Linked DNA regions of Homo sapiens: all the other regions are linked to region 1. The links are chromatin loops, found by intact Hi-C in ENCODE. Cell type or tissue: heart left ventricle. All regions are shown on one strand. Each heading gives the region's core, and the rest is flanking DNA. Links, peaks and the distances in the headings are about the cores only. Region 1 overlaps TTI1 (TELO2 interacting protein 1). Region 2 overlaps LOC124904896 (a long non-coding RNA gene). Region 3 has its middle 28 kb from the start of LINC00489. Region 4 has its middle 7.0 kb from the start of LINC01746. Region 5 overlaps CTNNBL1 (catenin beta like 1). Region 6 overlaps CTNNBL1 (catenin beta like 1). Region 7 holds the start of VSTM2L (V-set and transmembrane domain containing 2 like).

Evidence for each region. Peaks named below come from ENCODE experiments on the same cell type or tissue, not always from the same donor. Only the 100,000 strongest peaks of a DNase experiment are listed, where the experiment ranks them.
Region 2: it touches region 1 in a loop (3-fold over the local background); 48 of 110 quality-filtered maps call a loop at or near these places.
Region 3: it touches region 1 in a loop (7-fold over the local background); 26 of 110 quality-filtered maps call a loop at or near these places.
Region 4: it touches region 1 in a loop (8-fold over the local background); 80 of 110 quality-filtered maps call a loop at or near these places.
Region 5: it touches region 1 in a loop (9-fold over the local background); 29 of 110 quality-filtered maps call a loop at or near these places.
Region 6: a loop joins it to region 1, with 2.5 times the contacts of the local background. A loop is called at or near these places in 3 of 110 quality-filtered maps.
Region 7: a loop joins it to region 1, with 3 times the contacts of the local background. A loop is called at or near these places in 52 of 110 quality-filtered maps.

Annotation. Positions count from the first base shown.
Region 1 is chr20:37,991,123-37,995,122 of GRCh38, reverse strand. All of the region lies in intron 7 of TTI1 (TELO2 interacting protein 1), which reads left to right. Among named protein-coding and RNA genes, the nearest start is that of TTI1, 40 kb to the left of the region's middle. In heart left ventricle, for the core only: CTCF peaks have their summits at 1,783 and 1,991 (motif pointing right); DNase peaks (open chromatin) are centred at 373 and 2,202; H3K27ac peaks cover 2,679 bases.
Region 2 is chr20:37,895,135-37,899,641 of GRCh38, reverse strand. LOC124904896 (a long non-coding RNA gene) reads left to right here. Exons shown (of 3, transcript XR_007067576.1): 3 at 125-1,361. Among named protein-coding and RNA genes, the nearest start is that of VSTM2L, 5.7 kb to the left of the region's middle. RefSeq lists a silencer at 2,234-2,283. In heart left ventricle, for the core only: a CTCF peak has its summit at 2,249 (motif pointing right); no DNase peak of the experiment used is centred there.
Region 3 is chr20:37,649,296-37,653,802 of GRCh38, reverse strand. No RefSeq gene overlaps it. Among named protein-coding and RNA genes, the nearest start is that of LINC00489, 28 kb to the right of the region's middle. RefSeq lists a silencer at 1,676-1,828. In heart left ventricle, for the core only: a CTCF peak has its summit at 1,761 (motif pointing left); a DNase peak (open chromatin) is centred at 1,714; H3K27ac peaks cover 69 bases.
Region 4 is chr20:37,561,881-37,566,387 of GRCh38, reverse strand. No RefSeq gene overlaps it. Among named protein-coding and RNA genes, the nearest start is that of LINC01746, 7.0 kb to the left of the region's middle. In heart left ventricle, for the core only: a CTCF peak has its summit at 1,756 (motif pointing left); DNase peaks (open chromatin) are centred at 1,807 and 2,037; H3K27me3 peaks cover 4,000 bases.
Region 5 is chr20:37,755,119-37,759,625 of GRCh38, reverse strand. CTNNBL1 (catenin beta like 1) reads right to left here. Exons shown (of 16, transcript NM_030877.5): 5 at 1,970-2,067. LOC124904895 (a long non-coding RNA gene) reads right to left here. Exons shown (of 2, transcript XR_007067575.1): 2 at 3,240-4,507. Among named protein-coding and RNA genes, the nearest start is that of CTNNBL1, 63 kb to the right of the region's middle. In heart left ventricle, for the core only: CTCF peaks have their summits at 1,887 (motif pointing left) and 3,772; no DNase peak of the experiment used is centred there.
Region 6 is chr20:37,842,748-37,847,254 of GRCh38, reverse strand. All of the region lies in intron 13 of CTNNBL1 (catenin beta like 1), which reads right to left. Among named protein-coding and RNA genes, the nearest start is that of VSTM2L, 58 kb to the left of the region's middle. In heart left ventricle, for the core only: no CTCF peak of the experiment used is centred there; a DNase peak (open chromatin) is centred at 1,814.
Region 7 is chr20:37,900,372-37,904,878 of GRCh38, reverse strand. It overlaps VSTM2L (V-set and transmembrane domain containing 2 like), which reads right to left and starts at 1,752. Exons shown (of 4, transcript NM_080607.3): 1 at 1,408-1,752. The coding sequence starts at 1,528. The region is part of intron 2 of LOC124904896 (a long non-coding RNA gene); the gene reads left to right. RefSeq lists an enhancer at 1,489-2,452. In heart left ventricle, for the core only: CTCF peaks have their summits at 1,286 (motif pointing right) and 2,542 (motif pointing left); no DNase peak of the experiment used is centred there; H3K4me3 peaks cover 1,204 bases; H3K27me3 peaks cover 2,707 bases.

The sequences.
Region 1 (4,000 bases), core at 1-4,000:
GGGTGAAAATAGTCCTCCCTGGGCGGTGCCCCTGGAGCTGATTGTGCTGTGACTTAAAGTGCAACTCAAGAACATAATGAGTTTATCTTGAAGTAAATCCTTTTAGATGCCTATTACAACCAAGAGTTAAAGGTCTGATTTTCACATTCCCCATCCATTCTATTTTTCCTACACCCACTCCATCCCATCCTTCAAGTTTAGAACCATCAAATAAGCTAATATTCTCAATTCATTATCTTTTCATTTCTAGTTCTCTTTTTTGCTGCTGAAAGCAATTAAACCCGGAATTGGACCTTGCTGAATCTTGAGCTGGTGTTCAGGGAGCCTCAGGTGGAGGAACACGCAGCCCCACCACTTGACCGCAGCTCCCTTTGTTTGCTCCAGCACATTCCGTTCAAGTGTTGAGTCAGATGGCCTCCCTCCTGATGGGCAGGGAGGGGGAGGAAGAGCTAGGTGGATTGCTTCACACATGTCACTTGCAAACTTATCTTGAAGTTGGGAAAAAAAATCAGTCTTGATCCTTGATCAAGAGCTGATTTGGCATCTTGATGCTGAAATTAATAAGCTCTCTAAGTGGGAGAAGAAGCCTGAGACAATAGGAAACCTGGTCTCTCTGTGAGCCTCATTACCGCATGGAGAGAGGGGTGGGTGGGTGGGCCACTTAGTATGGAAAAGTCATACCTGGCAGCTGGGTGCGGTGGGTGGCTTACGCCTGTTATCCCAGCGCTTTGGGAGTCTGAGGCAGGCAGATCACGAGGTCAGGAGTTCAAGACCAGCCTGGCCAACATGATGAAACCCTGTCTCTACTAAAAATACAAAAAGTTAGCTGGGCATGGTGGCAGGAACCTGTAATTCCAGCTAATTGGGAAGCTGAGGCAGGAGCATCACTTGAACCTGGGAGGCGGATGTTGCAGTGAGCCAAGACCGCACCACTGTACTCCAGCCTAGGTGACAGAGTGCAGTCTGTCATACCTACTAGTACTGAGGAACCAAGTCCCCTGCATGAGATGGAGTCCCATCTCAGCACATGGCCCTGCCATCCATCCTGTTGTTTGTTCTTAATTCTTCTCTTTCCTTCACACCCTACATCCATGACCAAAAGTAAAGCCCGCCTACCTCACTTGGAAAATTGCTCTCAAAACGACACCTCCAAACCACTAGGCCAGGCCAGGCCACCATCATCTCCCACCAGAACAACAGACCTCACCACTGGTCCCACTTCCAGTCCTGCCCCTCTAGGTATTCTCCATACTGCAGTCAGAGTGACACACTTACACACACTTACCCTCATGGGAGAAGAGAAAGCTGTGTTCGTTGCAAGGGCCCAAGTGGGAACCTTGGCTTAGTATTCAGAAAAGCCAGAGGTAGTGAGTTTCCGACCCTAGGCAGATGACCAGCTTGCTTTGGAAGTGGCTCTCCTGTCTGCCAGAGGGCTGGTGAGGGAAGCTCTCAGGGCAGGAGGCTGCTCCCAGGCCTCCTGTCTTCTGGAAGGAGAGGGATGTGCACCAGCCCTGTAGAACAGCCATGTCTGTGGGCCCCTCTGGCAGGTGGGCTTAGGACCTCCAAGGGGCGCCTTCATCGAGTTGGGGTGGAGGCAGACTTAGCAGCCCCATGAGAGTTCATCTTTATGTGCATCATGCTTGGGTTTTTCCTTGCTCCCATTTGCTTTTCCTGGCTCCAAAGAATGACCAAACCAGTGTTTGCTTTTTTAATTTGCCATATTAAATATAGCCTTTGTGGCAGGCTTTTACATCCAGGCAGTAAACTCTAGAAATGGACATTGATCAGGGGGTGGTTGATGTAACCGAGGTTGTAAATGCTAAGAACGGAGATGCCATTCCAGTTTAATGCTTTTATCTAGCAAATGTGCCTTGTATGGAGGGGGCATAAATCTTCCAACTGGGGGAGGCATGGGGGAGGGGCAGGGGATGGTGGGGGCAGGATGTGACCTTGCTGTGTGTTACCACCAGGTGTCACTGTTAACTGGCAATGCAAAAAAAAAAAAAAAAAGCCAGCTCCCCCAAAGTCCCTCTAGTTAAGTAACTTCAATGGATAACAAATGTGCAAATCATATTTGTGGTGTGGGAGGAGGGCTTAGCATACCAGGAGCTAAAAATAAGACAGTGTCCCTGAGGGTAGGCGTTGGATTACAGACAACAGGTCAGATCAGCCACACCCCCATCTCAGCCAACTGCAGTGGCAAACTTTGCTGATTGAAATTCTCAGTCTCCAGGATGTCTCCCGGCATGCCCTGGGCCTTCACAGTTCTGTGCCTTTCTGTCCAGGTAGCTTTTGCCTCCTGTACGTGAAAGGAATTTGAAAAGAGAGCATACACCCCAAATTTCTGTTTGTCCTTCAAGTCCATACATGTACTTAGCCTAGTTGAACTCCATTAAAACCATACTCCTTGGGCCAATCTCTTAGCAGACTCTGAGACTCCCTGGCTTTTGCAGTGAGGTTTTATATCATCCAATGAGCCTTTTACCCTGGGCTAAAAGGAAACAAAACTAGACAATACTTTTCAAATTTTTGAAAAGATGAAGTCAGGCCGTGTGCTGTGGCTCACGCTTGTAATCCCAGCACTTTGGGAAGCTGAGGTGGGAGAATCACCTGGGCTCAGGAGCTCCAGGCCAGCCTGGGCAACATAGCGAAACCCTGTCTCTACTGAACATATAAAAATTAGCCAGGCGTGGTGGTGTGCACCTGTTGTCCCAGCTACTTGGGAAGCTGAGGCAGGAGGATCACCTGAGCCTTGGAAGGTTAAGGCCATAGTGAGCCGTGATCACACCACTGCACTCCAGCCTGGGCAACAGAGTGAGACCCTGTTTCAAAAAAAAAAGAAGAAGATGAAGTCAGTGCCCAACAAGTCTCATAATAGAAAAATAAAGCTTTTAGGATGCTTGGCCTCCACCCCCAGTCCTACTCCCACCTGCTAACCCCAGAGCCCAGATAGGGATGCAGGGTGCCAGCAGGTGGTGACCAGCTGGTGTACCTTCTGGCCACGCAAGTCCTGGATGCTGTTATTGCTGTAGCCCCTGATGGGGCGCTGGGGAGGTTGCCATTCCAGCTCCCTCTGCCTCGCCATTGTGTGTGAGAGAAAAAGTAGCAGTCTTGCTTTGGACAAACCGAGGTTCAGATCTTACTGGCCATGTGACCTTGAGCAAATGATTTAGCTTCATTTCATTTTCTTCCTCTGTAAACTGGGGGTGATGAAAACTCCATTCTCATAGGGTGCTTGTGGATGAATCACGTTAGTATGTCCAAGGAGTCTCCAGGTACTGTTCTAGGGACTGGAATTAGAGGGAACAAGATAGGGGCCTCTACCCTCTGCTTATGTTCTGAAGGTATATTTACATCTGTGTACACACCTATGTGGGGTACATGTATGTAAATTTCCCAAATATGTTATACATGATGTGTATGTTACTCATACACATAGACACTGGCCACAGAATTTCTAGTTGTAAGCCTGCTTCATCCTTACTAAAATCTGAACTGGGGATTTCACCTCAAAAGGATCTTTTTCATGTTAATTGTGCCACCACTGTTTGCAGAAGTCAGGACCGGGTTTGAAGGTTCATTTACAGACTGACTTCCCTGCTCTCTTTCTAGCAGTAGGATCCCATCCCATCAAAGAACCAGCTGGTGCCTTCAAACCCTGGACGAACACAGACCGGCACAGGCTCATTCATTTCATCCCTGTCAGAGCCCCAACTCCTCTCTTTACCCACACATGAGCCTATTATATTTGAACGGATGAGGAGCCACAGAGGTGATCCATTAGTTCAGCTGAGCTTGAAATTAGTAGCTCATCCCCTTAAATGGTGTGGGCAGTTTGGCTGAGCTTGGACTGCAAAGCTGTTCCCCCTTGGATTGCACCCAGCATGGAAATGAGGACACACCTAATATTTTTTCCTTTTGACACTTGATTAATAGTTGACAAATCCAAACCCAAGTAGTTAGCTTTCCTATTATCCATCTTTTGACAGGCATTGCTGGT
Region 2 (4,507 bases), core at 239-4,238, 96 kb after region 1:
ACTTGTATTTCCTGCAGCACCTAAACTACACTTTACAGTTTACAAATCACATTCACACCCATGATCTCCTATAATTCATACAACAACCCCTGAGGCTGCTATTATACCCTTCCTTCTTTTACAGATGGAGAAACAAAGCTCAGAAAGATGATGTAACCTGCACAAAGTTGCACAGTGAGGTAGGGCAGAGGCTGAATGTGAACGGACACATCCCAGCCCATCCTCCTCCCCTGTGTAATTGTGCCTCTTGTCTGCTTCCCAATGCAAGTGTAATCTCTGGGCACCGTGGAAGCCGAGAGCCTAGTGGAGGCAGAAGGTAAGCAAAGACTAGCCCAGGAAACAGTCTCTAGGAATTCACTAGAGTGGGTGACGCCTGTCACTCATTTCATTCTGGGAATGCTGCAGGAGATGGAAAGCCTCCCATCCCTGGAGGCAACTAACATGCCTCTAGTGGTCGTGTGGATGCCATGAGGCAAATATCACTGCTATTTCCATTATATAAATGAGGCTCAGAGGTGAGCATCACGTCAAGTATTTCAATTGGGAAAGATGATATTTTTAAACTTCCCTCTAAGCATGGGATCTTGCACTGCCCCTTACTGCTGAGCCAAGCTCCCTGGAGAGTCTCCATACCCTCCCCTTGACTCAGACAGGCCACCCTCCCTCCCCTCCTTGAGAGGTGTCACTTGAGCACTGTGGCTCTGTCAGTGGTAACAGCTGTAAGATTTGTCCTTTTAATCCAGAATCAATAACAAATTTCATTTAAAAATAAATTAAACCAGGCATTGGAAATCATTCACCACGTGGGCTGGAGCCCTATATAGCACCATCTAAATGGCTTCCTTTTGCTCATCTATCAATGCCAAGAGTGGGGGAAATACCTAGGCTGCCTGATTCATGGAGAAACTACTTAAATGTATCAGCCCCTAACAATGAGCAATGTAAGCCTGGAGTTGCACCTTTTAGCACACCAATAACATGTGGAGTGAGGCTTCATGAGAGCTTATCAGAGCCCCCATGGTCACTGGCTTTGAGAGAGCCCATTTATAAGGGGGAACAATGGCTTTAGTATGTAGCCGCCTAATTTCCAGAATGCATTACTGAGCTCTGAGGAGCAATGGAATTCTATTAAAGTCTTATCTGCCATGGGAGGGTATGAAACCGGTGCGGAACTCCAGGCTTGGCATAGACATGCCCAGAAAGCAGCAGGGCTGACCCTAGGAGGTGGGTGAACAAGCCCAGAGGGAGAGGGGGGAGCAGGAGGGGCCCCGGATGTGTGAAAATATGTGTGTTAATAAGAGCTCCGGTTTCCAGCGATTACGTTTACATCAGTGAATAAAACTTGGCAATAAAACATCGGAGCTGCGTCTCAGACAGCATTTCCTTTTACAGCCTGGTGTATTTCACTCATTATAACAGGAGGCAGGGAGCGCGAGGTGTCCCCATTTCTCCCCCTTTAATTAAATTTTCTAAATTACTGCCCAAGATTTGGATAAAGCGAAAGACTTACAGCTCCCCTAATCGCCATCGAGGCTCCCGCCCCACCACTGTGGTGGCCCTGACTGTACCGGTTTCCAATATTATTAAAGTGAAATACTGTGGGCATTGCCTGCCTGGGCTCTGGTTTTTAAAAAGAGATGCAGCATCAGGAAGAAATTGGCCCACGGTCAGGAAAGAGGCCTGGGTTTCAGGACGGGCTTTGCCATCACCACCTTGTGTGACCTTGGGCAAGTTATTTCTCTTATCTGAGACTCATGACTTCTCCTTTTCCCCAGATGTTCATCTTGAGGCTCTTAGAATTGATCTGGAGCTGGGGCAGTCCTTGGACCCACACTGGGACGACTGGGGAGCTTTAAGAATATATGGGTGCCCAGGGCACACCCCAGAGATTCTGACATAATTGGTCTTAGGTGAGATCTGGGTATCAGGGTTTAAAAAAAATTCCCCAGGTGATCACAGTCCACAGCTAGGATTGAACACCATTGGCCTAAACACAGAGTTATTAGATATTACTGGACTTGAGACTCTCTGGAGAGGCTGGCTGTGGCCAGGCCCCACCCCTGGGTGTTCTCTTTCAGACTGGCTTTTCGGGGTGGGTATCTGGGAATCTGCCTGCTCACTAAGCACCCCAGGTGTGTCTCGTGCAGGGATCCAGTGGGCTGCAGTGAGGATTCCAACAGAGGTGGGAGGACAAGGGTTCCTTGAATTGAGCCCAGCCAGCCTCGTGGAATGAGGAGGCCCCTCTGCCCCAGTTCCCCTCTGGAGGGCAGCACAGGGAGCCGATATGTGACCTCCCACTCCGGTCTGGGGTACTTCTCTCCTCTGATGACTGATTTCTTTATCTGTTCCACTCACCGCTGGCAGGAGCCTTGACTGGCCTCCACAGTCACATCATGTTCCCATCATAGGAACCCCAGGTCTGGCCCCTCTGCCCATGTGGTTCACGATCGCCGCAGACCCAGGTTTTCCACATGGACGGACTCCGAGCCTTTATCTGCACTCTGCCTCCCGCAGGGCTCCTAGGCCTCCTAGGAAGGCCTTGTCTAGGCTGAGAGCCATGCTTGGGCCAAGGGCTAGGAGCCAGGGACAGCAGGGGGGCCTGGGCACAGGAAATTCATTCATTCTGGCTCCTGCCTTTGCCAGAAGTCCTAGGGAGTGTCCCTGACATTTTTCTTCTGGATTCCGGTCTAAGTGGACCACACAGAGTGAAGACATAATCTAAAACCTAAAACTTAAATTTAAAGCATCTTTTTAATTTATTTATTTAAGACAGGGTCTCACTCTACTGCCCGGGCTGGAGTAAAGTGGCAGGCACTATCACAGTTCACTACAGCCTCAAACTCCTGGGCTCAAGCAATTCTCCCGCCTCAGCCCCCGAGTAGCTGGGACTACAGGCATGCACCACCACACCCAGATAATTTTAAAAATATTTTGTAGAGATAGGAGTCTAACCATATTGCCCAGGCTGGTCTTCAACTCCTGGCCTCAAGCGATCCTCCCACTGTGGCGAATGGAATTACAGACGAGAACCACCATGCCCAGCCAGCATCTCTAATTTTTAACGGAGAAGGCCATCAAAGATCAATCCTCATGTCCCTTTTGTGCAGACAGAGGAACTGAGGTCTAGAAAGACATGGAGAGAAGCCTAGGATCTCACAGTGAGGGAATGGCAGAACGAGGCCAAAGACCCAGGTCTCCTGACTCTAGGCCGGGGTCCTTCTTCCACATGCCACTTGCCTGAGGAGGTCAGACAGGATCCATCATCACCTGTGCAGCCAAGCAGCTCCTCAAAAAACATCCAGCTCTGTGGCTTCCCAAAGAGGGAACTTCTCCGAGGCCCAAAGAACCTTTTGTCCTAGTCTGCTCAGGCTGCTGTAACAAAACACTGCAGACTGGTTAAGCAGAAATTAGCAGAAATCTATTTCTCACTGTTCTGGAGGCTGGAAAGTCCAAAATGAAGGTGCCAGCAAGATAGGTTTCACTCTGAGGCCTCTTCTCCTGGCTTGGGGGTGACTGCTGTCTGGCTGTGTGCTCACAAGACCTCTTCTTTGTATGTGCAGAGGAAGAGGGTGGGAGAGGGAAGAGGAAGGGAGAAAGGGAGTTCTCTGGTGTCTCTTCTCATTATTTATTTATTTATTATTTATTTATGTATTTTGAGACAGAGTCTCACTCTATTCAGACAAGGCTGGAGTGCAGTAGTGTGATCTCAGCTCACTGCAACCTCTGCCTCTCAGGTTCAGGCGATTCTCCTGCCTCAGCCTCCTGTGTAGCTGGGATTACAGGCACCTGCCACCACACTCAGCTAATTTTTGTATTTTTAGTAGAGACGGGGTTTCACCATGTTGGCCAGGCTGGTCTTGAACTCCTGACCTCAAATGATCTGCCTGCCTTGGCCTCCCAAAGTGCTGAGATTACAGGCTTGAGCCACTGTGCCCAGCCTAATATCTATTGTCTCTTTTATAAGGACACTAATCCTATCAGATCAGAGCTCCACCCTTCCTACTTCATTTAACCTTATTTACTTCCTTACCCCAAATACCGTACAGCCACATTGGGAGTTAGGGCTTCCACATATGAATCTGGGGGACACATTCAGCCCATAGTATCCCTCCAGGCTTTGGCCCTCAGATTTGAACCTAAACCCACAAATTGCACTCTACCAAGGCCAGTAAGTACATGTGGCTCGTATCTGTGTTGTCCCAGCAAGAAGCCTAATGACAATCCCCATCAAAGGCAATTAATTGCATCAGGGAGGGGTTCCTAGGGCCCTTCACCCTGCAAACCAAGTGCTTATTAAACACCGCGGGACAGCAGGGTCTCTGCCAATTACAAGGCCCTGCTTGTAGGAGTGTTTTTAAAATCCTGAACTGACTTTAATGGCGTGGTTAATGCCAGTCTAAATATTCCATGGTTGTGAGTAATTAGCTAGGCCGATGCTGTCCAACAGAAGTAAAATGCGAGCCACCTGTGTAATTTTAAATTTTCTAGTAGCCACATTTTAAAAAAG
Region 3 (4,507 bases), core at 232-4,231, 340 kb after region 1:
AGGAAGGTGGCTTGCTTCCTCTTCATCTTCTGCAATGATTGTAAGATTCCTGAGGCCTCTCCTGCCATGCTGAACTGTGAGCCAATTAAACCTCTTTCCTTTATAAATTACCCAGGCTTGGGCAGTTCTTTATAGCAGTATGAAAATGGACTAATAACCCCTGTCTAAAAAAAAATTAAAATTAACTGACAGTTTTACTGGCTAGCATTATTTTTTAAAGTAAGGTTTACTGGGATGTAATTTCCATACAATAAGATTCATCCTTTTAAAGTGTGCACTTGGGTGAGTTTTGAAAGACATAGTTACCAGTATACTCACCGCCACAATCAAGATATTGAATATTTGGCTGGGTGCAGAGGCTCACGCCTGTAATCCCAGCTACTCGGGAGGCTGAGGCAGGAGAATAGCTTGAGCCCAGGAAGTGGATGTTGCAGTGAGCTGAGATCGTGCCACTGCCCTCCTGCCTGCACTTGAGCCCAGGAGTTCGAGACCAGCCTCGGCAACATGGCAAGACCCCATCTCTAGACACAACAACAACAAAAAGATATTGAACATTTCTCTAGCCCCAGAAAGTTGCCTGTGCCCCTTTGCAGTGGATCCCCTCCCCGTTCCCTAGCCCCTGGCAACCACTGATTTCATTTCTGTGCCTGCAGTTTGGCTTTTTCCAGGTTGTCATTAAACAGAATCACCTGGTATTTAGCCATTGGAGTCTGCTTCCCTCACTTTACAGAATGCTTTTGAAATTAATTCATGTCATTGTGGACATCAGTCGTAGGTTTCTTTTCCCTGCACCTAGTATTCCAACATATGGTCGAACTGCAATTTATTGATCTATTCGCCAGTTGATGGACCTTTGGGTTGTTTCTAGTTCAGGGCAATTATGAATAAAGCTGTTATGGCCGGGCGTGATGGCTCACACCTGTAATCCCAGCACTTTGGGAGGCCGAGGCGGGAGAATTGCTTGAACCCAGGAGGCAGAGGTTGCAGTGAGCCAAGATCATGCCACCGCACCACAGCCTGGGCGAGAGAATGAAACTCTCTCTCAAAAAAAATAAATAAAATAAATCTGTTGCAAACATTTGTACACAGATCTTTGATAGACATGTGTTTTTATTTCTCTCGACTAAATAAGTGCACATTTAAGGTTAGAAGAAACTGCCACCATGTTTTTCAAAGTGGTTGCCAGGCACTAAATACATTATCTCATTTTATTCTCAGAATAGAGGAGGTAAGTGAGGCTAAGAGAGCCTAAGCAACTTTCCCACAGCCCCCTGGTTAGTGAGAGGATCCCAGAAACCCTCACTACCAAGCTCCTCCAGAGACCATGCACATGAGCAGGGCTAGGCTCAGACAAGTCCTAGATGAAAAATTAGGACCATGATGGAGGAGACAGTGGTGGGCCACATTACCCTTCCAAGTAAGATCAAATGAAAGAAGAAGAAGAAGAAAGAGCCAGGTGACATGAAAGTGGAGAAAATTACCAGTTACAAGCAAAGCATTAATTCACTAGAAGCCAGCCGTTCTCTTCTGCTCCCAACATCCCTCGGTCCCATGGCAAGTTTTCAAATTAAAGTGCTGAAGGCCCCCTCTCTCCTCTTCCTTCCAGGTGGCCAAGGTTGGCAGGACTGGATGTTGTGGCATGAATATTGTCTGGAACCAGCAAACCAGTAGCCCCACCCACCGCTAGCCCCAGACAGCCCTGGAGCCTGCCAACTGGGAGGTGGCACCGCCACCCTGAGACAGGTCTGACCCCTGCAGGCCCACCAGGAGAATGGAGGTTAATGAGATTTTGATGAACCCGCAGTTTCCATTTTGTGAGGGAAAAGGCTCTGAGCCCTGCTCATTAAAGGGAACTGACCTGTAAAATGAGCCTGGGGATAGATGGCAGGGTAGCAAGGCCAGCCAAGAGAGGAAGGGGGAGAGATGGGACCCCAGCAGCCTTGTTGAAGCATTCTAGCTGGATGGAGAGAGCAGGCCCAGAGAATGGAAGAGATTTTTGCCCAAGGACACACAGCAAATCAGATTAGACCTGGGTCCTGGAAGGGGTAAGGGGATTGGAGGAGAAAACCTGAGAAACAGGGAGATGGGTAAAGAGACAGACAGAGGGAAATCCACTGACTGTGTATTACATAATAATGTCTACCATTCACTGAAGGCCTACTCCATGCCAGGCACTGGGCTTAGTATTTGTCATCCCATTGTCTCATTTGATCTTCACAACTCTAGGAGCTAGGGATTGTTACCCCCATATGGAGAAACAGGTTCAGAGAAGTTAAGTGACTTGCCCAAGGGCACTAAGCCAGCCAGGTCTACCTGATTCCATGCTCTTGATCACCTGCCCCAAGCTTGGGGTGACCCTAGGTTCCATTTGACACATGCCATCCTGGAAGAGTGCCACTTTCACCGTCCAAAGTGACTCAGTTTAGGAAAAATATTGTATGACTGCCCTACCTAGCCTGCATCTTATAAATTGCTTCCTGTGTGGCACGTGTAGCCCAAGATGCAACACACAGCGTGTGCTCAACAAATAGTCAAACCTAGATAAGATGCCATTTTTGTTACATCTCAAAATTGAGGCAGTAGAGCACAGTGGTAAGAGACTTGGGCTCTGGAGGTAGCCAAACCTGGGCTCAGCCCCACCTGCTTGACCTTGGACTAGTCACTTGGCCTCTCTGAGCCTCAGTGCACTCATCTGTAAAGTGAGGATAACCAAGGATTCTTCCCAAGGTTACAGGGATGCCATGAAAAGAGGGGTAGAAGGTACCAACATAGGTTTGCTCTGACTACCCGGCAGATACAGGATTTTAGCCTCCATTTTTTCTGGAGCACAGCATGGATTTCCACGGCATGTACCCAATCTGTGTTTGCCCTGGGATAAAGCCTGTTCCTTTGTTGACTTCGATGACTTACTTTGCAGTTGCCTGCTCTAGTGCCTTTGCACAGGCTGGGGCTTTTTGTTTGCTTACAATAGTGCTGTCCAGGCACCATTGTAGCATATTATCTATGTAAACCCACTTAATCCTCACAATAATCCTCTGTTTACAAATGAGAAAATTAAGGCACAGAGAGGTTAGTTAACTTGTTCCAGGATCACTCAGCTGGCTAGTGACAGAGCTGGAATTTGAACCCAATCAGTCTTGCTTAAGAGTCTAGCCTTTCCAGCACCTCCCTCTGTCCTGGGGGTGCTATCCCACTCCCACCACTGACCCCACCTCTGCCTTTGCCTGGATAACTCCTACCCACCCTTTGTGCCTTTGTTGTAATACCATCTCCTCCAGGAGACCCTCCCTGACTGCTCAGCCTAAATCACAATTCCCACCCATGCCTATAGAATAATTGCTCACCCCACTCTCCCCGTTTCTTCAGAGCTAAATTCAGTGTGTTATTCTCTATTTATCTGATGATTTGCCTTCCCTGCTAGACAGTGCATTCCAGGAGGGCAGGAGCTATTTGTATATTCTGAAACAGTAGCAGACACATTGCAGATGCTCAATAAATATTGGTTGAAGGAGGGAAGGAATGAATGAAAGAGGAAGAGGAGGAGGGGAGGAACTAGAAGCCCCTAGTTCCCAGGCCCTAGGAGCTGCATCTGACGGTGTTTCATTGTTCTGGGATCCCGGCCAAGGATCTGCGTGGTACATGGTGGGACCCTCGTACTTATGACTGACTGCATCAGTAGCCCGGCAGACCCAACCCCCCAAGCCCTGGGGCTCAGGGAGGCCCAATTGGGCAAGGCCTAGTGGCAGGCCCAGGGCAGGTAGGGACCAAGCCCTCGATAGCCACAGCCTTTCCTCTCTGGCTAAATCCTCCATCCCCCAACCCAACCCGAGCCCTCCCTTCTCCCTTCTTCTTTTCCTTTCTGAGATGAAGCAGTGAAATGATTTTTCTACTTGAACAGTTTTCAATTAAGATTAAGAAAAATGTGGTCTGCAGTCACTCGGCAAGAGGCCCTGGCAGCCCTGTCCCTTCAGGGACTGGGGTTTTCTAAGCCATTGACAGAGCTGATTCTGGAATGAAGGGAGTTTGAAAGAGACTTCTCACACCCTCTGCCTTCCCCCGACCCAACCCTCAGCCTCATGACTTGGCCTCCTACTATCTTTCTGGGTAAGGGCCTGGGATCTGGAATCAGACAGATCTGGGTGGGTTCAGGCTCTATCCCGTGCAAACTGTTTAACCTCACGCAGGTCCTCTACCTCTCTGAGCCTTCTTTCTTCATCTATAAAGTAGGTCAATGGCAAACCCTCTCAAATGGTCCCTGCTTCCCACCCAGATCAAAGGGTCCCCTCCTGGTCTCCCAGACTGTGGAAGAATAAACAGCAAGGGTGACACAAAGATGTTTAGCTGGGGTAGGACAAGGTGGGCCGAGCCTCCGAAACCCCAGGGCCAGGGCAGAAAAGAGGAGACAGAGGCTGAGAGTGAGGGAGGCTTAACTGATACAAGAATACAAGAATAGATGGAAGTGGGCTGGGCGCAGTGGCTCACACCTGTAATCCCAGCACTCCAGCCT
Region 4 (4,507 bases), core at 227-4,226, 430 kb after region 1:
ATTGACCGAAGCTCCCAGGCAATACTGAAGCTGGACCAAGTTTGGAAGCCTTAATCCTTGAGTTCAGAACCACAACCTACCTGCAAAGACAGGGAATACGTAGGGAGGGCTGGATTCCGTCCTGGGATCCCTTACAGCCCATCCCGCGTTTCACACACCTGTCCCCACCTTGGAAAAAGGCACTTCCAACTACCCAAGGCTTCAAGGCAATTTGATTTGATTTGATAAATAAATTAAATAAACCCTATTTTTTTTATTTATTTATTTTTATTTTTTTGAGACACAGTTTCACTCTGTTGCCCAGGCTGGAGTACAGTGGCATGATCCTGGCTCACTGCAACCTCTGCCTCATGGGTTTAAGCGATTCTCCTGCCTCAGCCTCTCGAGTAGCTGAGAATACAGATCCATGCCACGATGCCTGGCTGATTTTTGTATTTTTAGTAGAGGCAGGGTTTCACCATGTTGGCCAGGCTGGTCTCGAATTCCTGACCTCAGTTGATCCACCCACCTCCACCTCCCAAAGTGCTGGGATTACAGGCATGAGCCACCACGCCCCGCCAATCCTATTTTAAAATACATCCAGAATCCACCACCTCCACAGCCACCACCTTGGTCTGAGCCACCAGCAGCTGTCCCCTGATTCATGGCAACGGCGTCCTCTCTGGCCTTCTGACTGCCCTTCACGCCCTGCCCAGGCCCACTCTCCACCCAGCAGCGTGAGGATCTTATAAAAGGATGAGTCTGATTGTTTTCCTTGCCCTAGCTCACCCTTTCCACTGACCTCGCCTCTGCATGGCTGACTCCAACTCATCTTTCAGCTCCTGGTTTAAATGCTGCCTCATTGGAGGGAACTCCCCTGACAGCTGCAGCTAAGAGCAGCCTCCCCCTCCTCAGTCGTCCTTTCTGTCTGCCCTTTCTTGGTTTCCTTCACAGGACTTTGTAATTGTTTGTTGGTTTGTTGTTTACTTGCTTGGCACGCTGCCTCCTCTCTCTGGACGGTGGGGTCTCTAGGGGCAGAGCCTCACTTTTCTGTTTACTGCTCTCTCCCCGGCACCCAGCACAAGGCCACGGACAATGGGTGTCTGTATACAGTTCTAGAAGAACAGGAGGGCAATAACTGATTGGTCCAATTCATCGTTTTGAGTCGGGCTGCTTAGGTAAGGATGCTGTAGGCGCGATCACCATCCCATGGTCCAGTAGGCAGGTCTAGGAATGAGCAGGGTCTGGAGGTGGTCATGTCTGGAGAATGCAAGGATGGGATGCCCAGGACGCTGGCCCAGGCTCCCCTTAAGCTTCTGACCTGCGCTAGGATGAAGCCGAAAGCAAGGGAGAAAACTGAACATGCCTGTTCCCTACACACCCATTTTACAGATGAATAAATGGGTCCTCAACCTAGCCCTCACAGTGAGCAACTTCCAGAGGGCCAAGTCCCCCCAGCCCTACCCTCCAGACCTCATCCCTGAGCTGGCGGACCTCCCCACAGCTGGCGAGGGTCTCTGAGGGGACTGAGAGGTCATTGAGTCCAATCCCCCACCTCTGAGCCAGCCTGTGCAGCCCAGGTAGAGAACAGCGCTCCCACTGCATTTCCTAAGTCTAGGGACAAGCTTGGTGCTGTGGAATTTGGGACTAGAATTTAGGAGGTCTGAGTAGCCTCCCTTCTCCTCCCTGGGTCTCAGTTTCCCCTTCCTGGGGGCTCTGGGCGTCAGGCGGCCCGAGCGTGGTCTCTGGGGCCGCAGCCGCTCTCCACGGAGCGCTGGCGCCCCCTGCGGGAGCGGAACGGAAAGAGCAGGCCGGGCTCTCGTCGCCGCCGCGATTTTCCCACCGTCTCCTCCCAGGCGCCGGGAGGCGGCGGGAGCTGTCTGAAGGCGGAGGGCGGCCTCTTGGGGTCTGCAGCGCCACCAGGCCTGGAACCACAGACGAGACAGATTCACAGACACACAGAGACACAAACACCCACCGACCTCAAAGACTCCAGACCCCTAAACCATGCACACAGGTGCACCCACCCCTTCCCCAGGCAACCCCGGCCCCTTCCCGCGGTCCCAGGAGCCCCGAAGAGCAAAGGACAGCTGTTGGCAGAAGGCGTGGACAGAACTCGGACACGCGGGCCGGGTTTCCTCACGCGAGTGCGTCCTGGAGGCCGCTCAGAGGGTGGGAAGGAGAAGGGGAGGGGCTGGGCCTGCATAAGTCCCCCATACAAGAGACAGCCTGGGTCCCCATGTAACCACCCCGTGGGTTCACCTTGCCCGCTGCCCGGAGACAGCCAGATTTCTCAGAGCTGGCTGGACACGGGAGTTTTATTTGTACTCAAATCGGCCTCCCTGAAGATTCTGAGGCTGGAGTTTTTCAAGGATAGTTTGGCGGGCCAGGAAATGGGTGCTGCTGACTGGCTGGGGATGCAATCCCAGGGGTGTGGAAAATTGTCCTGGGGTGCTGAGTCCGCTTCTGGGTGGGGCCACAGGACTGGGGTGCCACCCGCACCCCCATGCCCCAGCCATTGGTAGTAAGAAATGCCAAAAAACCTGAAAACTTGTCTCAAAAAGTCAATCTTGGACTCTCCAAGAGTGATGTTATTTGCAGGAGTAACCGGAGAAGTTGCGAATCTTGTGGCCTCTGGAATAATGACTGATAATCGGTTACAGCTCCACCTTAGCAGAATGTAGGCACTTCTCATCTTCCTAACCTAGTGCTCTTTCATTATCTTTACAAAGGCGGTTTAGTTTGGGAGATGGGCTATTATCGTTTAAACTATAAACTAAATGTCTCCCAAAGTTAGCTTGGCCCAAGCCCAGGAATGCCTAAGGGCAGTTTAGAGGTGAAAGGCAAGATAGGGGTTGGTTAGATGGGTCTCTTTCACTGTCCTAATTTTCTTACTGTTATAATTTCTGCAAAGGCAGTTTCATCAAGGGAGAAGAGTGGGGCCAGGGACACAGCTGCCCCATCTCAGCATCACAGGAAGCCCTAAGAGAAATTCCAGGTGTGGGATAGAGACCCCTGGCATGACCATGGTGACCCCTCTCCTTTGTCAACCTCAACAGGGTTCACAAAAGTGTCCAGGCCCCCTCCCCCAACTCCCTTCCCCTCCCAGCCCCCACACCTGCCAGGAACCCCAGCAGTAGCCTGTGGATGGGGAGGAGGCAGAACAACAAATTCCTGGGTGTAGCCCTTAAGTTTGGAAATCAGGCTGGCTGGCTTTTTACTCATTCAGGTGGACTTGCAGCACTGGCTACATGCCATGTGTGTGCTGGGCACTGTGCACATTCTGTAATGAGCAGTCTCTGTCCTCCTGGAGCTTACCTGTATAATACCTCATATTATATAGGTAATATAATGCCAGTTGGTAATCCAGCAATTCCACTGTTAGGTATACCCAAGAGACATGAAAACATACAGATATGTCCCTATATGAGAGGTGTGTAAACCAGAGCAACTCTATCTTGAATGGGGCCAGGTAAAATCAGGCTGAGACCTACTGGTCTGCATTCCCAGACGGTTAAGGCATTCTAAGTCATAGGATCAGATAGAAGGTCAGCACAAGATTCAGGTCATAAAGACCTTGCTGATAATAGAGGTTGCAGTAAAGAAGCTCTTGCCAAAAGCAAGATGGTGACAAGAGTGACCTCTGGTCATCCTCACTGCTACACTCCCACCAGCGCCATGACAGTTTACAAATGCCTTGGCAACGTCAGGAAGTTACCCTATGTGGTCTAAAAAAGGGAGGCATAAATAATCCACCCCTTGTTTAGCATATCAAGAAATAACCATAAAACTGGGCAACCCGCAGCCCTCAGGGCTGTTCTGTCTATGGAGTGGTCATCCTTTTATTCCCTTACTTTCCTAATAAACTTGCTTTCACTTTACTCTGTGGACTTGCCCTGAATCCTTCCTTGTGTACGATCCAAGAACCCTCTCTTGGGGTCTGGATCGGGACCCCTTTCCTGTAACACCTATGTTTGCACAAAGACTTGCATGCGAGTGTTCATAGCTGCTTTCTTTCTTTCTTTCTTTTTTTTAGACAGAGTCTCGCTCTGTCACCCAGACTGGAGTGCAGTGGCGTGATCTCCGCTCACTGAAACCTCCGCCTCCCGGATTCAAGCAATTCTCCTGCTTCAGCCTCCCAAGTAGCTGGGATTACAGGTGCATGCCACCTTGCCCAGCTAATTTTTTGTATTTTTAGTAGAGATGGGGTTTCACCATGCTGGCCAGGCTGGTCTTGAACTCCTGACTTCATGATCCGCCCACCTAGGCCTCCCAAAGTGCTAGGATTACAGGCATGAGCCACCGTGCCTGGCGTGCTGCTTTATTTCTAATAGTTGAAAACTGGAAACAGCCCAGCTGTCCATCATCAACAGGAGAGTGGATAAGCAACCCGGTGCATTTGTACGATGGGATACAGCTCGGCAATAAAACAGAATGAACCCTTGGTACACGCAACAACATAGGTGAATCTCAAAAACATCATGCTGAGCAAAAGAAATCAGACACAAAAGAGGACATGCCAGATTAT
Region 5 (4,507 bases), core at 239-4,238, 240 kb after region 1:
AAAAACTAAACTAAACAAACAGAACATCCTGTATAGCAGTTACCTAGTGGCTCCCCAGACTGAGGGTGAACTGTTTCTTTCCAAACAAACAATAAAATCTGCCAAGATGCAGCTTTTGTCAGTGGGCTTGACAACACAGAAAAAACAAAGGGGGCTTTTGAGTGAATTGCTGTTTCTGGGTATGTTTTACATGCAACAGCCAGGCTAGCTGTTCCTCTCTCGTCTTCCCTATTCAGACAGGCAAAGGATGGTAATTAAAATCAGCCCAGGGACCAAGCAGGAAGGCTCATTCAGGGCCATGTAATTAACCTCTGGAAGGTAAGACTGCACAAACGACACTGCAGGGACACAGAGTAGGAGCAAGTGCCACAGTCTTTCCTCAGACGCCCCTCAAAACAAAACGACATCCCAACATCATCCTCTTCTTTCTGCACAGTGGTTCAAACGAAAAATAAATGCCCTGAATTCTACAAAAGTAGCAGTTTGCTCTCTAAAGGAGCCTGAAAGAAAAATGGCCATAGAAATTTTCATTATATTCGGTCATAAATGGCCCTGCTGGACACTAGCCTCACTCTCTGTAAGAGCCAGTTCTTCATAACCAGTGGGTTCACAACCCCTTCATTCACACCAAATGCCAACAGCAAGCACGGCACATGGGAAATTTCTAGTGTCGAGAACATTATGAGAAAGGGTGAGGAGGGGGTGGGCAGTGTAGCAGTGGGGTTTCGGGATCATCTGGGACCCCAGGCCCAGCCATTCTGATTCAGTGGGTCTTGGGTAGGACTAGAAAGTAGCCAAACAAGCAGCCCAGGTGCTTCTAATACTAGTGGCTGGAGTAATCTTTGATCAACTGCTAACTGAGTCAAAACCAATACTAACATTCTTACCAGAGAGAAAAGACAAGAGAAACAACAGAAGAAGAACAATCCACAGAGCCTTGAGGAGGGATACAGCTCTGCAGGTGGACAGAGCTCCACAGGTGGTATCAGGGTAGGGGCTGGACTAGATGCACTTCTGCCGCTGGCCAGCTGGGGTGCCTTTGCAGCTTTGTGGCCCTTTCTGATCACCAGTGAACTGGGGAATCTGGGGCAGTGGAAACAGAATTGTGTTGGGGATCAGAACATGCAGTCTCTTTTATCAGCTGTCACAGGACGGGCTGAGCGACCCAGCGGGAGGCTTCACTTCTGCAGCTGGGTTTCCTCACATGTAAGGCAGTTTGCCTAGCTGGCACCTGGTCACAGCTGCGCCTCACAGACCAACTCCTCTGGGTTAGCTGCTGTGTGGATCAATAGCTAAGGAACATTCTGAGGCCTTGCCTAGGCTCCTCAAAAGATGGCAGAAATCAACTGCCTTGTCGTCTACAGGCAGGGAATGCCATTCTGGCCTCAATGAGCTATAAAGTTTGTTCTTATTTTCGACATTCTCCAATTCCTCTCTGATGACCTATCTGTAAAATAAGTAATAATAATAATACCTGTTCTCACTGGCACTTGGGATTAGAAAGTCCAGATGAGAAAAACATTTGTGAAAGCTCTTTGTAAAAAGGTCAGTAGCAACAAAAGAGAGGAGGGAAGAAAGGGGCAGAAAACATAGAGTCTAGGAGACCACAGGTTCAAATCCTGGCTGTGTGACCATGGGCCATTTGTTTGGCCTAAGTCACAGCTTCATGGCTGTAAATGGAAATAATAGCAATAATGCCCATGTGAGAGGATGTGGTGAGAAGAATGAGAAATGGCCCTGCCCACAGCAGAGACTTAATAAGGGCGAGGCCTCTACCTGACACAGTCCCAAAGCATAAAGCACTGCCCCAGCCACATCTCTACTTTTTTACTCTCCTTATTCACTCCAGCCTCACCACACTCCAGCCTTGCCGTGGAGTTCCACCTGGTGGCCACTCTCCGAGACGATGGTGGTGGCAATGCCAACAACTTATACAAACCTGCAAAACCCCAGAGGATGTGCAACTTACCAGAGCATCGATGAGCACTTCTGCTCCCTCTTCACTCTCATGGAGGGTGTCTATATCTGTTAATTCCTGAAGCAAATCGACCACAGCTATGGACACATGTGAAAAATGTTAAGGGTATAACACACATACTGAAACGGTACCAGTATTTTTCTTAATCCTTGATTCCCTTCCGTTTCCTCATCAATTGCTTTATCACCATCTACCTTTAATAGACTCCAGTTTTATTAACATCTCTTCAACAAGGTTCTACCCACAGCAGGTGTTCATTAAATGTTAACTGACTCACTCAGTCTCTTGCCTTATGCTGCCTTCCTGGCTGCTTAGTCCACAGGTTCACTGAATTTTCACAGATTTCAAAATTTTAAATAGATCGCCTGGGAAGTCACTTCCAGTGAGAAATAGGCCAACACCCTCAACCTCATCTCATAATTTAAATTCTTGAAACTCAGTATAATCTTAACTACCTTGTACAGTTCACCTTTGAAGGCAGTAATAATTTCTGAGAAGAGGTGGCTGATGTTCACCAAGGAGTCTTCAGAGATCAGGACATGATATAATTGGTTGAAAACAAAGGGAAAAATTTATATGGAATTGGGCTAGTCCCCACCAACCTCTGTCCCTTCAAATGTCACACTGCTGTGAATATAAAAGGAAGAATACAGAATTTAAAATTGTGCAAAAATAGGAAAAGGAAAGGGAAGTACAGGGCCAGGCACAGTGGCTCATGCCTGTAATAACACCCAGCACTTTGGAAGGCCAAGGCAGGAGGACTGCTTGAGCTCAGGAGTTTGAAACCAGCCTGGGCAACATAGTGAGACCTTGACTCTACTAAACATTTAGAAAAAAAAAAAATCAGCCAGGCATGGTGGCACATGCCTGTAGTCCCAGAAACTTGGGAGGCTAAGGTGGGAGGCTTGCTTGAGTTCAGGAGATCGAGGCTGCAGTGAGCTATGATCGTGTCACTGCACTCCAGCCTGGGAAACAGAGTGAGACCCTGTCTCAAAGAAAAAAAAAAAAAAAAAAGAAAGGGAGAGAGAGAGAAAAGAAAAGAAAGGGAAGTATAAAGAAAAGAAAACATGAAGGAGAGAAAGAGTTATATTTGGAAACTGGGTGGCAGAACTAAACTTATAAGTTTCCTTTCCCTCACCTTAAAACTCCCTCTCTCTCTCTCTCACACACACACACAGACACACACACACACATACACACACGGGTGCACACACACACAACGGGGGAGAGAGAGAGAGAGAGAGAGAAACAGACACCTTGCTCCAGCAAACTGCATTTATTGAATGCCCATGATGACTAAAGTACTGAACATGATAAAGGCCAATCCATTCTTCATTCTGGGCCTCAGTTTCCTCATCTGTAAAATGAGAAAGATAGATAATCTAAAACAATTTTAAAAACCATACACCACAGGACATAACCAACATGTAACAAATGAAGAATACACACAGACAATATGAACTGCAGGCGTCCTGAAAAGGAGCAATCAGATGGAGCTGGGGAATTAGTTATGACTTGCTAGAAGAAGACTGCTCAGAAAACAGGCAACTAAAAATATGAGGACAGGGAGACTAGAAAGCAAAACCAAAGGAATAAAAGCAGAGAGACTGGAATGTACAAAGGCATTTGAAGAGAAGAAAGGATTGGAGGAGAGGGGAAGGAAGTGGAAAAGGGAGAGAAAATTGTAACTAGCTGAAGAAAATAGTATTTGGAAAGAATAAGCTAAAAGCTGTGTGCAGGACGCACTAAAGCACGGTGAGCATGAGGGACGGGGGTGGCACACAGGAGCCACCATGTGGACAGCATGTGTGGGTAGTTGTGGGAGCCAGGCCTGAAGGAGAAAGACCTATTCCAAAGCTACTACATACAACAGAATCCAGAAGATTCAACAAAGGTCAGAATCAGGGCAGTTTCACTTAAAAGAAAAAATAAAAGATGCAGAATATAAGAACAAGAATGACAGGACTTGCTAGCTGATGACTGATGTTCTGGGTATTACATGCAGGTCTTTTGCTGAAAGAAAAATTACTTGAAGGTTTGCTTTACTCATCTCTAACTGACCAGCTGACCATCACGAATAATTAACTATGCTTTCTGTGTCTTACTCCTTCACTCTTAAAGGTGATATTTACCCAAAACTTAATATGAGTAAAGAGCTTAAAGGTCTTTGGACAAAAGTCCTTCATGCTTAGCATCTTCATCTAAAAAATAATCAGAAAGCTGTTGACAGAGTCAACATATATGCCTGATACAGAGTAAACCGAAACACACAAATTATTTGAATCAATTATAATAAAAAACAGCAAAAATAACCAGGTTAGCAAACTAACCCCTAGAAACCCTAGAGCTACCCTTGACTAGCAGGAATTAGTAGTTCTCCCTCTCTAAAATTAAAAGTTGTCATAATAATAGCCGCCATTTTTAAAAGTCACAGCATCATGTCTGGTGCTATGCTACTGGAATTCTTTCAGCAGCATTATAAGATTCGGTGTAAGCACTATTTAACAGATAAGAAAGGTAAAGCTAGTA
Region 6 (4,507 bases), core at 244-4,243, 150 kb after region 1:
GTGTATAGAATTATCTATCAGTCCTGTTGATTCTTCGAAGTAGTATTTTTCCTTATGAAATATTGCTATAGTTATGCCACAGAATCCACAGAACTGTACTTAAATATTTTTGGTGGCAGGTCTAATCACAGAGAAAACAAAAATCAGGGTTAAAAATTAGTGTTAAGGAATAATGTGGAAAGCGCAGGGTGACTCGCCGTATCTTCCTTAATACTCACAGACAGATATTAATTTCACCTAATGAGCAGTGGTCTTTCATTTACTGAATGTGAGGCACGCTGTCCTGAGAAAACGATGAACAAGAGAGATTACAGTCCCAGAGACAGAGAGTAAACAAATAAATGAAATAATTACAGGTTCTGAAGCAGCTAGGGAGATAGGGCTCTCTTACAAATGGTAATCACTGAAAGCCTCTCTGAGGAGGCGACATTTTACTGAGACCTGATAGCAGAGAGGAGGCTCAGGGCAGAAGGGAGTGGCAAATGTAAAGAAGGAAACAAAGGCTGTGTGGCAGGAGGGGCCTAGTGGCAGGAGAAGAGGTTGGAGAAGCAGGGAAGAGTCAAGTCATGCAAAACCTTGCAGCAGCAGGGAATCAGGACAGTGGGTATGTACACATGTGCGGGGGCGGGGCAGGGGGACACAAACAGTCCTTGTAGAGAAAAGAAAGCTAAAGCTTCTCTGACCACCTTCTGTGTGCCAGGCCCTGTGCAAGCAGCTTTCATGCATAATACATTCACCGACACCATATCCCTACATACATAACTTCTCAAAGTACACAAACTGGGACATACACCTTAAACACAAAACAAACACCATCCAGAAAGAAAATAAGGATAGGGCAGTTCAACTGTTTGCCCACAGTCGGAGAACCAGGATAAAGCCTGGCTATAAAGCCCACGCTCTTCCTCTCACACCCTCCACTCGTGGAAGGTACCCTCTTCTCTCCCCCTTCACTTGGCTTCCCACTGCTGCTCCTTTGCTGTTTCACTCCAGGCTGGAAATGCCCTAGATATCCCTACCTTTTTAGGTTCAGCACGAATGCTCAGCCACAAAACTAGCCCCCCTAGAGTTTAGGGTGACTCTAGCCTTAGATGACCTCTCCCCACTCCCCGGATCCTCCAGCCCTTGTCTGCGGCACCACCCCTAGGCCCATTCTTTTCTTGGCACTTTTGCTTCTCACCCCCAGCTGGTGCCTGGCCTTGCACATTCCCAGAGCGGGCACCTCATCAACATTTGCCAAATGACTAGATTCTCTCCAGTGACCTGGGCAACTGCAAACCATGGGCACGTGCACTGTGCCCAGAGAAGTCTGAAGTTCACAGGGAAGGTGATGGCTGAGACAATAAAAATACCAATACTTGAGCCTGTTATCTTAGGTTTTTTGGTTGCAGACTTGGTGAGGTATGTGAGAGATTATTCACTACTGATCTGATAGTCAAAGTCTTCAAAATGCCTGAAAAATAAGCATTCAATTCAAGTCGACAAATATTTGCTAAGCTCCCAATTGGTGTAGGACATTCAAATTTAATGGGGGCAAGGAGACAAACTGTCTGCAACCTCAGAGAGAAGACGGCATGAGGCAGAGGTGAAAAGGAGGTCGTATTGTTCTAAGTCACTTTACACCTGTGAGGCGGCTTCATCTGCTAGGATGGCGCCTGAGTGCTAGCAGCAAACACTGCTCACAAACGCATCCCTCACCCCTACCTGCCCTGGCTCTCTGCGTAACACTGAGGCTGCTGAGCACTAATGGCCTTGGAATGTTTGCCAGTGCCCAGCAAAACGGCCTTGGCATCAAGGAGACAGATGTTTGTCAGGGAACAGCACGGCCTTGGTGCCCGTGGCACACAGCAGCTCTGTGAATGCTGGGAGAGTGGCTGCAGCGATTACTCTCCGTCAGTGCTAATCAATTTCACACCCTCTTCAATGCTGATAATAGATAATCTTTTGGGAAGCAGGCCAAGTTTCCTAACAGCTATGTGCAAACTGCTCCCTGACACCCAGCCACTTACTAGGTCTCCCTCAAAAAAAGTCTAAGCTGCACCTCAAATAAAGCATCTGATGGTGCCAACCCTCTCTTCTGCTAGGCGACTCCTTCTGGCAAGGAGGACGCTCTCAGGAAAAGGACTGCTTACTAAAAAGGCTTACTAAAAGGCTTACTAAAAAATTACACAAGAATTCCAAAGGAAGCTAGGAAATTCTAGCAGCAGCAGCGGCGGGAGCTTCTACTTACTGAGCAAAGTACTTTCTATACTTTATGCTTAGTCTTCATAATAACCTTTAACGCGAGGTGTTTTGTTTTTATTTTTTGAGACAGGGTCTCGCTCTGTCACCCAGGCTGGAGTGCAGTGGCACAATCTCGGCTTGTTGCAACCCTTACCTCTCAGGCTCAAGTGACTCTCGTGCCTCAGCCTCCCGAGTAACTGGGATTACACGCGTGCGCCATCATGCCCAGCTAATTTTTGTATTTTTAGTAGAAATGGGGGTTTTGCTTTGTCGGCCAGGCTGGTCTCAAATTTCTGACCTCAAGTGATCTGCCCGCCTTGGCCTCCCAAAATTTTTGGCCTACCCTAAAAAGGTAGGGATGTCTGGCCTCCCAAAGTTCAGGTGTGAGCCATTGTGTCTGGCCCAAAAGGGAGGTGTTTTTATTCTAATTTTACAGATGAGAAAACAAAGCTTAGGAAGGTCACCTCGATTATCCAAAATCTCAGAGCTAGAAGTGGCAAGATTACCTTTTCTACTAGACCGTTGCACCTCTATCTAGAAGACCAGTCAGTCACTGACCAACCTATCACTGCGCTTTTAATTCATTCCATTGTCCAAAAATGGCAGAGTTACCAAACGTTGTTTAACTTAACCTGAGGGAATGAGGGAAAACATGAAGCTTGAGGGGTTGGATCACCTTGGCTAGTATCACTTTATAGGCCAGAAACTGAGGCTACATGAGGCATAGTGACAAGCAGTGATTTAAAGGTGGTGCTTGCTCTTAAATCCTAGGTCCCCTGACTCCCAGGTCTTCTCTTTGCCACCCCTCAAAACCTCCCTAGCAGATAACATCGGGGATTCTGTCAGGGCTGGAGTTCTAACTGTCTCATGGCTTTTTCCTTACAAAAGTCCAGGGAATTTCAAGTTGTTTCTAATTATCATTCAGATAAAGAGAAGGAGTACATTATTCCCACAATTTAACAACCACTGAGTGTCCTTCACGTCCAAGTTACTGTATAGGGTAGAAAAGATGGAAACGGAAAGTTTAATTAAAGAACAAAGGGGTTGGGGTGAATTGGAATGAAAGAATTGTGGTGGAACATGCTAATATCTAAAGTGCAGCCTCAGAATTTAGAGTCTCTGCCTTTTATCTTGCAGTAGTATCACTGTATAAAAGAAGAAAGCCCCAGTTAATCAATTCAATCAATCCGCAAACTTCTGAGGACTTACTCAGTTTAGGGATCATAGGGAAATCACAAGAATGAAAAGCACAGCTACCTATCTGCTGGTGTTCATGAATGATACTAGCCAAGGTGATCCAACCCCTCAAGCTTCATGTTTTCCCTCATTCCCTCAGGTTAAGTTAAACAACCTTTGGTAACTCTGACATTTTTGGACGATGGAATGAATTAAAAGCGCAGTGATAGGTTGGTCAGTGACTGACTGGTCTTCTAGATAGAGGTGCAGCAGTCTAGTAGAAAAGGTAATCTTGCCACATTTTATGAAAGGGAAGAGGTGGATAAGAAGTGGCAAAGAGAAACAGGACAGATAACAAGGTCACTGTCTCCCCACATCCCCACAGCCCTAGTCTCTCACTCTGGCCTGAGGCATGCCCCGAGGGAAAATGCTGGTGTAATTCCCAGTGCAACACGGTAGCCTTAGCTGGATGATCCCAACACGGGAAGGTGGGGAGGGCTATACTAAAATCAGTCCTTCCACCAGTGAAGTTCAAAAGCCTCAAGTGTATCTTTAAGAAAAGACTGAAAAGGATGGAGTGATGCAGCAAAACAAGATCACAAGGAAAATGAGGTCTCCTGTAGACTTGGAAAAAAGTAAGCCAGGCGTCATTTTATAATGTGACTGAAGACTTGAGAAGTGTCTTGTAGGGGAGCGAATACAAATTGGACATTAAACAGTGATAGGAAAACTTACCCTGATTAAGGAATACAGATGGAAAGCTACAGTGGCCAGAGATGGTGGAGAACAAAACGGAAGGAGGTGAAAAACACAGAGGGTGGGATAACACCATAGTAAGCACAGCCCCTCCAGAAAAAACATCCAGCAGGTGTCACTTCTCTTAGCAACAATCAACATGAGAAAACAAGGGTCAGCCCTTCAGAACCTGCGGTTTGGCTTGGCTGCAATGCATCTGAGCTTCCGTTCTCTAGGTCTCCAGTTTTCCATCTGTAAATGGGGTAACTGGATTCCAGGACCATTCAGTTTCCTTCCAGCTCCTCTACGCTGTGATCACCCTTCCTCAGCATGCCTCCTTCAGGATTTCAGAAGCCAGCAAGTGTGAGTACTA
Region 7 (4,507 bases), core at 290-4,289, 91 kb after region 1:
CATGGTGAGGCAGAAGGGGGCGGGGAGTCATGGTTCCCAAAAAGCAGAGACCCTGAGGATGGCTTCGAAGCCCCCCTCTCCACTGGAGCAATCCCACTCATGTGTCATACCCCAGCAAAACCTTCCCTGATTATCTACCCTGCCTTACCCCCACTCACTCCCATCAGAATAAATCATCCAATTATCTGGCCTTTGTGCAAACCTCCCCACAGCCCTGGGCCCACAGTGCCCAGCACTGGGGCTGCAGCCTCCCCAACAAGGCTGTCAGCCTGTCTAGTGAAGGGCTGCATGGAAGAAAGGTCTCCTTTGGTTTCATCTATGCTCGAGCCTCCATCCCAGAGCCAGGCTCACAGGGGTCAGGGGGAGCCCCCACAGCTGCCGGGCTCATACAGTCCAACTCTGCTGCCAACTTGGGCTCCTTCGGGGCTAGCAGGAGCTTCTGACACTCAGCCAGCCAGTGCTGGGAATGCTTGTCTGCTCCCCGGCTTCCACAGCGGCTGGAGTTGAGATTTCCCACATTTCAGTCCTCTAGGGCCGAGGATGAGGATGGGGGTACCCTATGGAAGGATGGCACGGCTTCCTGCCCATCCCCAGAGGCAGACAAAAGCACCCGGCATTCCACTTCCACTCCCACTCCCATGCCTCTGGCTGCAAGCAGCAACCCCAACTACTCCGGTGGCTCTGAGGGGCTTCCACCAGGTGCCACCCGCCCAACTGGGAGGCTGCAGCCCCAGGCGACCAGTTCTCAAGAAACAAGGTCTTCTGCCCCCAAGGACCTTTCCAGTGGTATAGGGCTGGGTGTGGAGAGGAAGAGGACAAGGGCCTCTGTGCGGTTAAACCCAGAAGAGTAAAGGCAGATGGGCAGAGAGGAGTGGGTGAGCAAATTGTGTTCATGTGTGTGTATGTGTGTGCCTGTGTGTGTGTGCGCGCGCGCGCACCAGTGTGTCTGCAGGTGGGCAGGCAAGAGTTGTGGCGAAGCGTGTGCGCCAGCTGGCAGAGTGAGCCCACCGGCGCAGTGCCTGATGTGCGTGTGTAGTGGGCATAAGTGTAAAGGCTTGCAGTGAGGAGGGGGACCTGAGGTGTGTGGAGATGTGCAGGGTAGGAGTTGTGAGTGTGAGAAAGCAGCGACTGTGGCTCTGAGTGTGTCCGCGGCTGTGCATATCGGTGTGGCCATGCAGGTGTGCGTATCCGCGCGAGTGTGTGGGGAGGAGGTTCGGGGGTGCGCCCCGGGTGCCCCCTTCTCTGCAGGGCCAGGGTGCCAGGGCGGGTCCACCGCGCCGGCAGGGGGCGCCCCGGGATGCCCGCCACGACTGGCGCCGGTTCGAGCCCCGGGGCGGCCAAGTTGGAGTGGCGCGGCCCGGGTTGGGGTTTGGTGGGGAAGTCCGCGGGGGCGGCGACCGAACTCACCGTGGCCGGAGACGTGGTTGTCCCAGGGCGCGTGGCCGGCGGGCCGCGTGGCGCCGCCGAGTTGCAGGAAAAGTGCCAGGTAGTGGAGGGCGCCCAGCGCTACGGCGAGCGGGGCCCCCATCGTGCGCTCTCGGGCCGGGGGCGCCGCCGCCTCACATCTGGGCCCCGGAGACCGCAGAACCGGCGCCAGCTGTCCCCTGCCCTGAGCGGCCTGGCTGCCCGGCTCCGGCAGCTGCCCCTCGCCCGCTGTCCCCGGACCCGGCCCAGCTCCCAGCCCTCGCCCGGCTCCGGCCCAGCCCCGGCTTCGGGGAGCGAGCGCACGCCCAGCCGGCCGCCTCCGACTGCGGGACTCTTCCCTTCCGCGGAAGGCCACGCCGCGCCGCCGCCGCACCCTCCTCCCTCCTCCCGCCTCCCTCCTCCCCTCCCTCCTCCCCTCCCTCCTCCCGCTCGGAGCAGGCGGCGGAGGGATCTGCCGCTTGATTTATCATCAAAGTTTTGCCCAGGCTGGGATTTTTAAAGCGGTACCCGCAACTTTCCCCCGCCCGAGTGCGGAGGCGGGGCCGGGATGGGGCGGAGAGAGCCACCCCAGGGACGCGGTTCCCGCAAAGCACGACCCAACGGGCTTCAGCCACAGAAATGCCGTCCAGCGGGGAGAGGGAGAAAAGCCAGGGCACCCGCCGCCAGGCCAGCGCACTCAGAGGCTCCTAACTTTACCGGCAGGGCGGGGCCGGGGTCAGGGGCCAGTGGGGCTGGGGGTGAGGGCGAGGTAGGGTGGGAGCCTGGGCTGAGACCCAGGGGACCTGGTGATAGCTCTGCCGCCGACCTCGGCTCGCTGTGTGATCGCGTCCGGGTGTCTACCCCTCTCTGAACCTCGAAGTCTTCATCTGAGAAATAGGGGTAATAGCTGTCTGCGGGGGTCCTGGTGAGGATTTGCGAAATCGTGCATGCAAAGCGCTTAGCATAATGCTGCCTACGTGGTAGGAGCTCAGTAGTTATTATTGTCGGTGTTCCCCTTTCTGGGACTCAGTTTTCGAGTCTTTGTAATGGGAGAGAGACAGGCCAGTTAGTTGTTGCGGCTCCTGGCTCTTGAAGATACTGGACCTTATGTGGTGGATGGGATCGCCCCCTTCTGGACTGTAGGCTCCTTCCCTAGACCAATGAGCCTTGATGGTGTGTGTGTGCATGAGTGTGTGTGTGCGTGTGCGTGTGCGCGCGCGTATGCGTGGGTGTATGTGTGTGTGAGTGTGGCAGGGGAGGGGGATAGGGCACCATTCCCATTCCCAAGAGCAAGAATCCAACAAAGTCCTCCAGTTCCTTCCCAAGCCGTGTTACTGGGGCTGATGGGACAGACAGGAGGGCGGAACTGTGGTCCCATTTAAAAGATAAGGAAGCGCCTGAAATCAGGTAATTAGCTTCTCTGAGGTCCCACGGCGAGTCGGGCGAGGCCCCTGACTCCTGGGCGGGGTCCCTCCTGCTCTCATCCCTTGCCCTTCCCCAGGCCTCCCTGCTCACACAGCCTGGTCCTCCCGGTTTCAGCACCACGGAGGAGGACAGCGCCAGCCCCCCCCCCGCCCCCCGCCCCCCGCCCCACCCGGGCCCATCCTTTGGGCACCGTGGACAGCGTCTCAACTGGCCCTTTGATGCTAGGGTTCACACCGTGGACAGACCCTCAGACTTTCTTCCCCGTCCCCGTCGAACAGGGTCAACCCCTCCGACAGCCCACTCCCCACTCCAGAACACAGGTGGATCCCGCGTCCAGCCGTGTGTACAGCGCCCAAGTTTGAGAACAAGGTTAGAGACCAAGGAACATAGCCCCTCGCCGTCTTCCCTCTGTCTTAGCGCCCCCCTTCCAGTATTATGGGGGGGGGGTAGCACACCGGATGGGGCCCGTGGTAGCCAGCAACAATCCAGCTCCTTCCAAACTAAGGACACCTCCTCCACGATGTCCCGCACTTACAAGCACTGTGTTCTAGCACCGTCCACAGCCCCCGCGCTCCCTTCAGTACCGAGGACAGGTCCCAAGCGTCGACCGCTTCCCCCACCCCCCGAACCTTCTGGACCACATGCCTTGGAGGAAGGGGCCGTGTTTGCCTGATTCTCTCACTTCTCACTTTCTTCCCACACAGAGGTGGTGTTTAGGTTATCCTGGGCTGGCCAGGCGTCTTGGACTCTATGCACGTGTTTTCTCATTCATTAACTACCCTGAACCCCGCTCCCAGCGAAATGAACTACTGCTTCCATCATAAAGATATGGAAACTGAGAATCCTCCAGATCACATAGCAGCCACCATGTTAGCCAGACTAAAACCCAGGACTCCTTCAACCCCAGCCTGAGGCCTCACCAGGAGACTGTGGTGACAGAACTGGGACTCAAACCCGGGCTTTCTCCTCTTAAACCACAGATTGGAGGGAGCAGACACAGGCAAGGGGACAGGGAGGGAGAGGAGATTAAAGAGGAGTAAACAAGAGATTGCTCAGGCCTGCAGAGGAAGGGGGTCTGGCGGGATGGCAGCACATTGCTGCTGTGCCCCTAGCCCACCGGCTGACCTTCAGAAATCTTTTCTCTTTGAAGCCTGGAACAAGGTCAAGGTTCCTTCAAGGACAGACATCCAGGGATTGTATGCCTTTGAAAATGCTCGTGATCGGCCAGGTGTGGTGGCTCACGCCTGTAATGCCAGCACTTTGAGAGGCCGAGGTGGGCATATCACGAGGTCAGGAGTTCGAGACCAGCCTGACCAACATGGTGAAATCCCATCTCTACTAAAAATACAAAAATTAGCCAGGAGTGGTGGTGGGCACCTGTAATCCCAGCTACTCAGGAGGCTGAGGCAGGAGAATCGCTTGAACCTGGGAGGCGGAGTTTTCAGTGAGCCAAGATCACACCATTGTACTCCAGCCTGGGTGACAGAGTGAGACTTCATCTCAAAAAAAAAAGGAAAAAAGAAGAAAATGCTCATGATATAATGGTTCTGCTAAAAAAACCCTCTGATGGCCTGTTTATGTGAGAAATCCTGACTTCTCTAGTTTGCATTCAGGGTCCCAGACTCACCTCCTGCACATATCCTGTGCTCTCTTGGGCATGCCTTGGCCTCATTACATC